Linked DNA regions of Homo sapiens: all the other regions are linked to region 1. A link is a contact called in ENCODE Hi-C or POLR2A ChIA-PET data. All regions are on one chromosome and are shown on one strand. The core of a region is the stretch at or near the end of the contact, and the rest is flanking DNA. Distances in the headings are between cores, read along the strand shown.

Region 1 (2,700 bases), core at 87-2,586:
TGGAGAGAAGGCTTCCAAGAAGATATGGCCATCGGGAGCCTGAGAGATACCAAATGGACAAAACAGACAAGGAAACATGAGTTGCAGAGACTACTGGGCTCTTGCCCATATCATTATCAAGAAAGAATAAGCTGCCCAACACCACAGATATTCTTGCAAGCACTCCTTCAGACAACTGTGGGGCCTGTTACATTAATCAGATACAGAAGAGTAAAGAAAAATAGAAGAAAGTGTTTCCAAAGTCAACAGCTGTTTCCTACTATTCTGCACAGAGAAAGCCCATCTTACTGGCTATCCTCAAGTTACCTTTTGGCTAGATTTCAACTAAATGTATAACATTAATTATTTAAAGTAGAGCAAAAGCTTGCTACCGAACATGTCTTCCATTATTTGAGGAAACAAACTGTTACATGATAAATGCTATTTATTCGGCAGATAAAAGGATTCACTACATGGGGTAGGGCTGGGGAAGGAGTGAGAGTAAACCGAGGGGTTAGAGCTGTTGGAAGCCCAGGTCCGGCCGCCACACGTGTGCGCAACTGCTCGCTGTTGCCTTGGGCTGTTCCAACGTGTGTGGATGAAAATTCTCTCCCGGCCAGTTCTAGGGGCAGTATCCTGAATGTCAGTTTTGACTCTGAGGATGCCCAAGATTTAGCTGCCGCTCCGCACACTCCTGGGCCCTGCCCAAGCTAAGGGCATGCTTACCACCCAGAGGGGCCTGGAGGTGTGGTCGTCCTTCAGCGGCATTTGCAGCCTGTAGTCCTTGGCTCCATATTCATCCACTTTGGTGCCTGACTCATCCACCTGCTTCCCCGCCGCCGAGGGAACCGCTTCCTGAGGGTCGTTCCCCGGGGCGTCCTCTTCATCATCCTCTTCATCCTCATAGTGCCGCTTCCTGGATTTCTTCTTGTCTGCAAGATACCAACACAGAAGTAAGCCCAGCAGGAGCCTTCAGGGTTCCCTCCGCACCGCTTGGCAGCATTTCACCTGCGCCGCCGCAAACTCCTAGCTAAGAGCCACCTGCATCCCGCAGGCGTTGCGCCCCTCACCCGTCTCCCCTAGGCCGAGTTCGCTGGGCTGCGCCCAGGTCCAGCATCTCTCCCGCCCAAAGGCCTGTCCCAACGGGGTGCGCGCGGGAGGGCCAGCAGGGTCGGCCGGCGCAGAGGCCCGGAGCAGCTCCGAGGCAGAGCGGGGGGCAGGGCCGGCAAGGGCAGTCGTGGCTGAGCGTGCCCGCGCAACGTCTCACCGCGGTCCGCTCGGTCTCTTTTGCCCATGGCAGCTACAGCAGCAGAGAGAAGATGACCCCGCTCCCACAGGCCCGCCGCGGCATCCGCTCTGGGGGGACTTCCGGCTCAATCCGGAAGCTCCCTGTTGTCCACACAGGATGTCCCGCCTCTAGGCGCCGTGATGTGGGTGGCTGGAAGAGCGGAGAGCCAGCGACCGCCGATCTGTTAGCTCGTGCGACCCAGCGGCGGGGGTCCTCCACTGTTCATTTCTCTACAACTGAAGGAAAATACTGTGTGTTGAGCACCTGTGTAGTGCGCGAATTAAAGGCCTCATCCTTCTGGAACTTAAATTTTAATGAAGCCATGTGGGCAATAAATGTGTGTGTGAGAGAGAGAGAGAGAGAATGTGACCTGAGTCCATGGGTAAGGAAGAATTCTTTTTTTTAATTAAAAAAAATTTGGCTGAGCACGGTGGCTCACGCCTGTAATTCCAGCACTTTGGGAGGCTGAGGTGGGTGGATCACTTGAGGTCAGGAGTTCGAGGCCAGCCTGGCCAACATGGTGAAACCCCATCTCTGCGAAAAATACAAAAAAAAGTAGCCAGGCATGGTGGCACACGCCTGTAGTCTAAGCTACTTGGGAGGCTGAGATGGGAGAATCTCTTGAACCCAGAAGGTAAAGGCTGCACTGAGCTGAGATTGCACCACTGCACTACAGCCTGGGCGACAGGCCGAGAGTTCGTCTCAAAAAAAATTTTTTTCTTTTTTTTTTTTTTTTTTTTGAGACGGAGTCTCGCCCTGTCGCCCAGGCTGGAATGCAGTGGCGCGATTTCAGCTCACTGCAAGCTCCGCCTCCCGGGTTCATGCCATTCTCATGTCTCAGCCTAAATAAAGCAGATTACCCTCAATAATGCGGGTGGGCCTCATCCAAATCAGTTGAAGGCCTTAAGAGCAAAGACAGGTTTCTCAAGGAAAAAGGAATTCTGCCTCCAGACTGCAACACAGAAAGTTCTGACTGAGTTTCCAGCCTTTGGACTCAAAACTACAACATCAACTCGTACCTGAATTCCCAACTTGCCAACCCCCACAATTGCATGAGCCAATTCTTTAAAATCAATCAATCAATCTCGCTTGCTCAGTGGGCCTCTTGGTTCTGTTTCTCTGGAGAACGTAACACAGATTTTTGGTACGGGGAATAGGGTACTGCTGTAACAAATACCTAACAATGGGGAAGTGGTTTTCAAATTGGGTAATCGGTAGAGGCTGAAAGAATTTTGAGGCGCATGATAGAAAAGCCTCTATTGTCTTGAAGAGCCTTGGTAGAAGTATGGGCATTAAAGGTGATTCTGGTGACGGCTCAGATGGAAAGGAGAAATATGTTATTGAAACTGGAGGCAAGTGGTAGAGAGCTTGCCTGAATTGTATTCTGTTGGGTGGAAAGTAGAACTTATAAGTGATAAGCTTGGACATTTTGC
Region 2 (2,700 bases), core at 188-2,687, 170 kb before region 1:
TTATTTAAAAAACAGTAATCATAAATATAGTGGTTTCCTGAGTTCTGAGTGTCATTTTAGTGAATTCTTGAACCTGAGGAGGTCATGGGAACCCCCCAGGTTTGTAGCCAGTTGGTCAGAAGTGCAGGTGTCCTGGGAACCCCACTGTGGCTGGTGTCTGGAAGAAAGCAGTCCTTGTTGAGGTCCATGCCCTTTAATTTGTGAGATCTGTGCTAACTCTGGATAGCTTCTGCCAGAATTGTCCTGCAGTACACCTCACTGGTGTCAGAATAGTTTGGGTTGGTTGAATGGAATAACTTTTCCAGGCCCTATGCCTTTCCATATAAATTTTAGGATAATCCTAAATTTTATATTTACAAATATAAAATTTGTATATATTTACAAAATTTTTGGCTATATTTACAAAATTTCTGGCTGGGATTTTTACAGGAATTGCATTGTATATCAGTCTGGGGAGAACTGACATCTTTTCAGTGTTGAATCTTCCAACCTATGAATACTATATATCTTCCATTTATTTAGATCTTTTTTGACTACTTTCATTAGAATTTGTTATTAGATGATCAAGTCATTTACAGATAGGGATAGTTTTATTTTTACCTTTCTTATCTGTATGCCTTTAATTTCCTTTTCTTGACTTACTGCCCTGGCTAGAGCTTCCAGTACTATGTTGAATAGCACTGGTAAGAGTGGGCATCCTTGCCTGGTTCCCAATGTTAAGGAGAAAGCACCAGTCTTACACCAAGTATATTAGCTGTAGGTTCCTTGTAGATGTTCTTTATCAAGTTGAGGAAGTTCTCCTAAATTCCTAGTTTTCTGAGAGTTTTCATCATAAACTAGTGTTGAATTTTGCCGAATGCTTTTTCTAGATCAGTCGATAGGATCATATGATTGAATATTAAACCAGCCTCGCTGGAATAAATCCCTCTTGGTCATCATGTATAACCTTTGTATATATTGCTGAATTCTATTTGCTAATATTTTTGTTAAGAATTTTCGCATCCATATTCATGCCATATATAATCATCTAAACATTTAACATCAGTATTTTCTGAATGAATCATTTGAGAAGATCTTTTTTGTAGGTTAAGTCAATGAACACTGGATTAAACACTCAAGAGTTTATTTTTCCCATATAATAATAAGTCTGCAGAAAGGTAGCCTTGGGCAGATGCAATTGTGCAGGGGTGTCATCAAGGACAGAGGTTCCTTCCGTTTTCCAACTCAGTCTCTCTGAGAATAGTTTGTGAGAGATTTGTCCTCACAGCTGCAGGACAGCTGCTGTGCCTCCTGCATTAATTAGGGAGGAGGGGAGGGGCAAAAAGTAAAGAGCTGAAGCGACAGCCCCCCAAGGGTGTCCCTTGTACAGACATCCAGAAGCCCCGCCCAATGAGTGACTTTTGCCTTCATCCTGTTGGCCAGAACTGGGTCACGCACCATGCTTAGCAACAAGGAGATCTGGGGAAGTGAGTATTAAAGCAGACACAGCACTCTGACCACCCTGCTGCCAGTGTGGAGGCAAAGCAGGCAACCGGTGCAGGCGCCCTGGATTACCTGCCTGACCACGTGACAGTGAGGTCCTGTTGGCCACATCTGTGTGGAATTTCAGTTTCTGTTTAAGATCATACTGGCACCGAGTAGAATTCTGTGTCTCCAGGTAAATGTAAGAGAACAGGGCAGATTTCATAATGTCAAAGTTGGCGTCAAGTCAAGAGAAGGCCAAACAACTTCATAATGCCCCATAAAAAAAAAGCTTCACAATAGTTTGGGTAAAGTAGTTGGAGAATTGAGTCTTCTCCTGACACCAAGTTCTATGGGCATGCCAGCTAAACCTGTAAATTAAAACAGAGCAACAGCCTGTACCCCTGCAAAGAGGATAATAAAGCAATATCCTTCATCACATTCAATTTATGTTGTTAATTTTATTTTATGGGTTTTACCGATTGTTTTCCAACTTTTCCTAATGGAAAATTTCAAACATAAATAAATGGAAAAAATAACACAACAAACCCTCATATACCCATGATCTCCATGCAACAGTTGTGACCACTTTGTCACACATATCTGTGGTGAAAAATTATATATTTATTATAAATATATATACGAACCATTTGAAAGTTCATTGCAGGTGACACTTTACTCCTAAAGATTTCAGTGTGGGCTGGGTGTAGTTGCTCATGCCTGTGATCCCAGCACTTTGGGAGGCCAAGGCCGATGGATCACCTGAGGTCAGGAGATCAAATCCAGCCTGGCCAACATGGCAAAACCCCGTCTCTGCTAAAAAATACAAAAATTAGCTGGATATGGTGGTGTGCGCCTGTAATCTCAGCTACAGAGGAGGCTGAGGCAGGAGAATCACTTGAAGCTGGGTGGTGGAGGTTGTAGTGAGCCAAGATTGCACCACTGCACTCCAGCCAGGGCAACAAAGGGAGACTCCGTCTCAAAATAAATAAATAAATACATAAATAAATATTTCAGTGTGCAACTCCTAAGAATAAGAATTTCTACATAAACACACTGCCATTATCACGCCTTAGAAATTTAACAATAATATATCTATTATCTAATATCTAATCCACATTAAATTTAATTTAACTTTACCAGTTGTCACACTGGTGTTTTTAACGGTGTTAAAAACAGGATTCAGTTAAGGTTCACACATTGGATTTGTTGCTAGGATATTTTAGGCTGTTTTGAACA
Region 3 (2,700 bases), core at 92-2,591, 250 kb before region 1:
CGGGCCAGCAGCAGGGCCAGTGTTGGGGCCGCGGTGGAAGACCGGGGAGCTGGCAGGAGGGCGGGGAGCAGGGGGTCGCTCCCTGCACCGGAAGGACACTTCTGAGAGCCTCTGACGGCGGAGCTGGTGCAGAGCCTGAGGCCTCGGGGCCATTTGCACTGACAGGGGGTGTGTGTGATAATTTTAGCTGCCAAGTCCCATGACTCAAAATCCTGCTCCTGCCAGCAAATGAGTTTGTAACACAGAGTAATAAATAAGTAAACCGATTTTCTAAAGATTTTCATGGGGTTTCAAAAGGGGCCCACACCTTCCAGGAAGCCATGAGAATGCCTCTATGCAGGGCCTGGCCCTCCCTCAGGCACCTGGGCTGCTGCAGCCCACCCCACAGCCCCCACACAAGAGGCGGCCTTCCTAGACCTCTCTCCAGTCCTGGCTCCAAACCGCCACTGTCACTCCCGCCACACGCTGGCTCCGGGAGGCTGGAGGGGAGCCACACAGAGGGCTGCCCAGGGTGGGCCTCTTCCCAAGCTCGTGCTTGGCCCTCCCAGGGTGTGGGGTCTGCAAGAGCCTCCAGCCTCAGTTGGGTCCCAGAACCCACAGCCCGGCCTGCCTGCTCTGAGAGTCAGGAGCCCTGCCCAGGGTCTGGGCCTCCGTGGCCACGTCAGCCCAAATCAAGCCAGATTGCCAAGCCCTCCGGGACATTGCACGTCCAGCTGCCAGGCATGGAGAGCAGCCCGCACCTCTCCCGGCCCCCACCATGGGCCACCTTCACCCCACCTGTTGCTATTTCCTCCACCCTGTCCTGGCCTGGGCCCTCTGCTCTGCCCGGCCCTTCAGCTCACTGGCCTGTTTATTCACGCTGCCTGGCTCTGAATGCCCCCTGCACTGCCATGAACCTAGTTGACTCCCCGGCTCCCAGACACACATCTCAGTTCAGACTTTGGGCCGCTGCCCCTCCCCAGCAGGATGGGAACCTCACACCTGGCCTCCCTCCCTCTGGATCCGCAGGCTCCCCAGCCCCGATCCTGGCCCTGCTCCCTCTGGCAAGAAGCTCCCTGCAGGCCCTGACCTTGTGGTACAGAGCAGGGCCGCTCCTTACCCCAGCGGCGAGGGCTGGGGGTAAAGCTGAAAGCTGCCATGGAACATATCTTGGAATCTTATATTGTCAAAAACCTAATCTAAATGCTTTCTCCTGGATAATGTATTTTAGATGAGGTGGGTTTTTTTGTTTTTTTGTTTTGTTTTGAATTTTCAGGTTGAAATAAAAGCAAAGACTTCCCATGATGGCACTGTGGCTTCACACCTCACAGAGCCCAGGGCACGTGCACCCAGGCTCAGAAGTGGGCTGGGCTCCAAGCCGGCTCCACCCACAATGCACTATGGACCTTGGGCAGGGGAAATGAGGCTGTCAAGGAGGAAGGGATGAAGGAGGGAGTGAAGGAAGGTAGGAAAGGTGGGAGATCTCCAAGCAGGGGCAACCAGAAAGAGGCTCTGTCCCAACTGCTATGACTTCCACTGCTCCTGGAAGCCACGGATGGCAGAGCCAACACTATCTGCCCCCCACAGGACCAGGCAGGGCCACAGCAATGACAATCCTGCCACCTAAAGCAAAGCCCAGGGGCTTTACCCCAAAATAAAGCTCAGACTCTGACAGTCACCTCACTCACCAGCTTTAACTATTACTAAAGAGAGCCGTGAGCTCCTTCCACCTGGAAGTGCAGGCTGCTCCCTGGGCCCATGGGCACAGTCCCCGCAGCTCCTGGAAAGCTGCTGCTCAGACCTGTCCAAGTCTGCCGATGGAACTGAAGCGCCCAGAGCGGGGTCAGCAGGGGTCAAGAGATGAGGGACAAGCCAGGCCAGCATGCCTGCCCCCCACCCAGGCCCTTCAGACCCCACCAGACACAAGCATTGCCCTTGGTCTGGGGTCAAGTGCTCAGACCCACAGTCCAGTGCCATCACTCACCTGCCGGTAACTGGACCTCCGTGGGCCTCAGCTTCCTCATCTGTGAAAGGGAGTCCTGGTACCTGAACCACAGGTTCTCTTGCGTATTAAATAAGGTCACTGAGTGTGGTGGCTCATGCCTGTAATCCCAACACTTTGGGAGTCCAAGGCAGGTGGATCACCTGAGGTCAGGAGTTTGCGACCAGCCTGGCCAACATGGTGAAACCCCATCTCTACTAAAAATATAAAATTAGCCGGGTGTGGTGGCTCACGCCTGTAATCCCAGCTACTCAGGAGGCTGAGGCAGGATAATCGATGGAACCCAGGAGCGGGAGGTTGCAGTGAGCCAAGGTCTCGCCATTGCACTCTAGCCTGGGCGACAAGAGCAAAACTCTGTCTCAAAACAATGAAACAAAATAAAATAAAAAGGTCACTTAGGATAGCACTCAGCAGATTTCTCGGACAGAGATGGCTCGCCAAGCCCCTTCACCCAAGCCCCCAGTCCCTGACCTCCAGCTGACCACCCCTAAGAACCCCAGGGGACAGGGGCTGAAGCCCTGTGGTGCACCAGCCCAGGGCAGCGGGCCTTCGGGGGCAGACCATCTCAGTAAGAAAGCCACAGATAACACGGTTCCATCCGCACTCACGGACAAGAAGAGGGAGAACAAATACACACACGTTTTCTGAGAGTTTTTATCATTTTTTTTTTGTTTCATTTTGTTTTGAACACTAAGATTTATTTTCAAACAGCACACAGA

The links. Hi-C counts contacts between places; a loop is a spot of excess contacts on that map. ChIA-PET counts read pairs that join two places held with the same protein, here RNA polymerase II (POLR2A). Pooled maps may share reads with other maps.
Region 2: a pooled map shows a loop between it and region 1 (2.9-fold over the local background). The contact joins the enhancer-like site here to the promoter of ERCC3 in region 1. A Hi-C loop is called at or near these places in 1 of 50 pooled maps. POLR2A ChIA-PET finds 5 or more read pairs at or near these places in 3 of 52 experiments (Caco-2, K562 and activated CD4-positive, alpha-beta memory T cell).
Region 3: a loop to region 1 is called in a map of adrenal gland, with 2.3 times the contacts of the local background. The contact joins the enhancer-like site here to the promoter of ERCC3 in region 1. A Hi-C loop is called at or near these places in 3 of 168 maps with a recorded cell type or tissue (adrenal gland and dorsolateral prefrontal cortex) and 4 of 50 pooled maps.

The regions. Positions count from the first base shown.
Region 1 is chr2:127,292,808-127,295,507 of GRCh38, forward strand. ERCC3 (ERCC excision repair 3, TFIIH core complex helicase subunit) reads right to left here and starts at 1,337. Exons shown (of 15, transcript NM_000122.2): 1 at 1,247-1,337; 2 at 706-911; 3 at 1-39. The coding sequence starts at 1,274.
Region 2 is chr2:127,127,199-127,129,898 of GRCh38, forward strand. All of the region lies in intron 2 of LOC105373605 (a long non-coding RNA gene), which reads left to right. Among named protein-coding and RNA genes, the nearest start is that of BIN1, 21 kb to the left of the region's middle. Within about 2 kb of position 1,438, at least 11 of the 41 ENCODE cell types and tissues checked have a DNase peak (open chromatin) inside an H3K27ac peak, as active enhancers do.
Region 3 is chr2:127,045,406-127,048,105 of GRCh38, forward strand. It overlaps BIN1 (bridging integrator 1), which reads right to left. Exons shown (of 19, transcript NM_139343.3): 19 at 2,627-2,700. Among named protein-coding and RNA genes, the nearest start is that of BIN1, 60 kb to the right of the region's middle. Within about 2 kb of position 1,342, at least 4 of the 41 ENCODE cell types and tissues checked have a DNase peak (open chromatin) inside an H3K27ac peak, as active enhancers do; they include dorsolateral prefrontal cortex, where a contact is called at or near this core.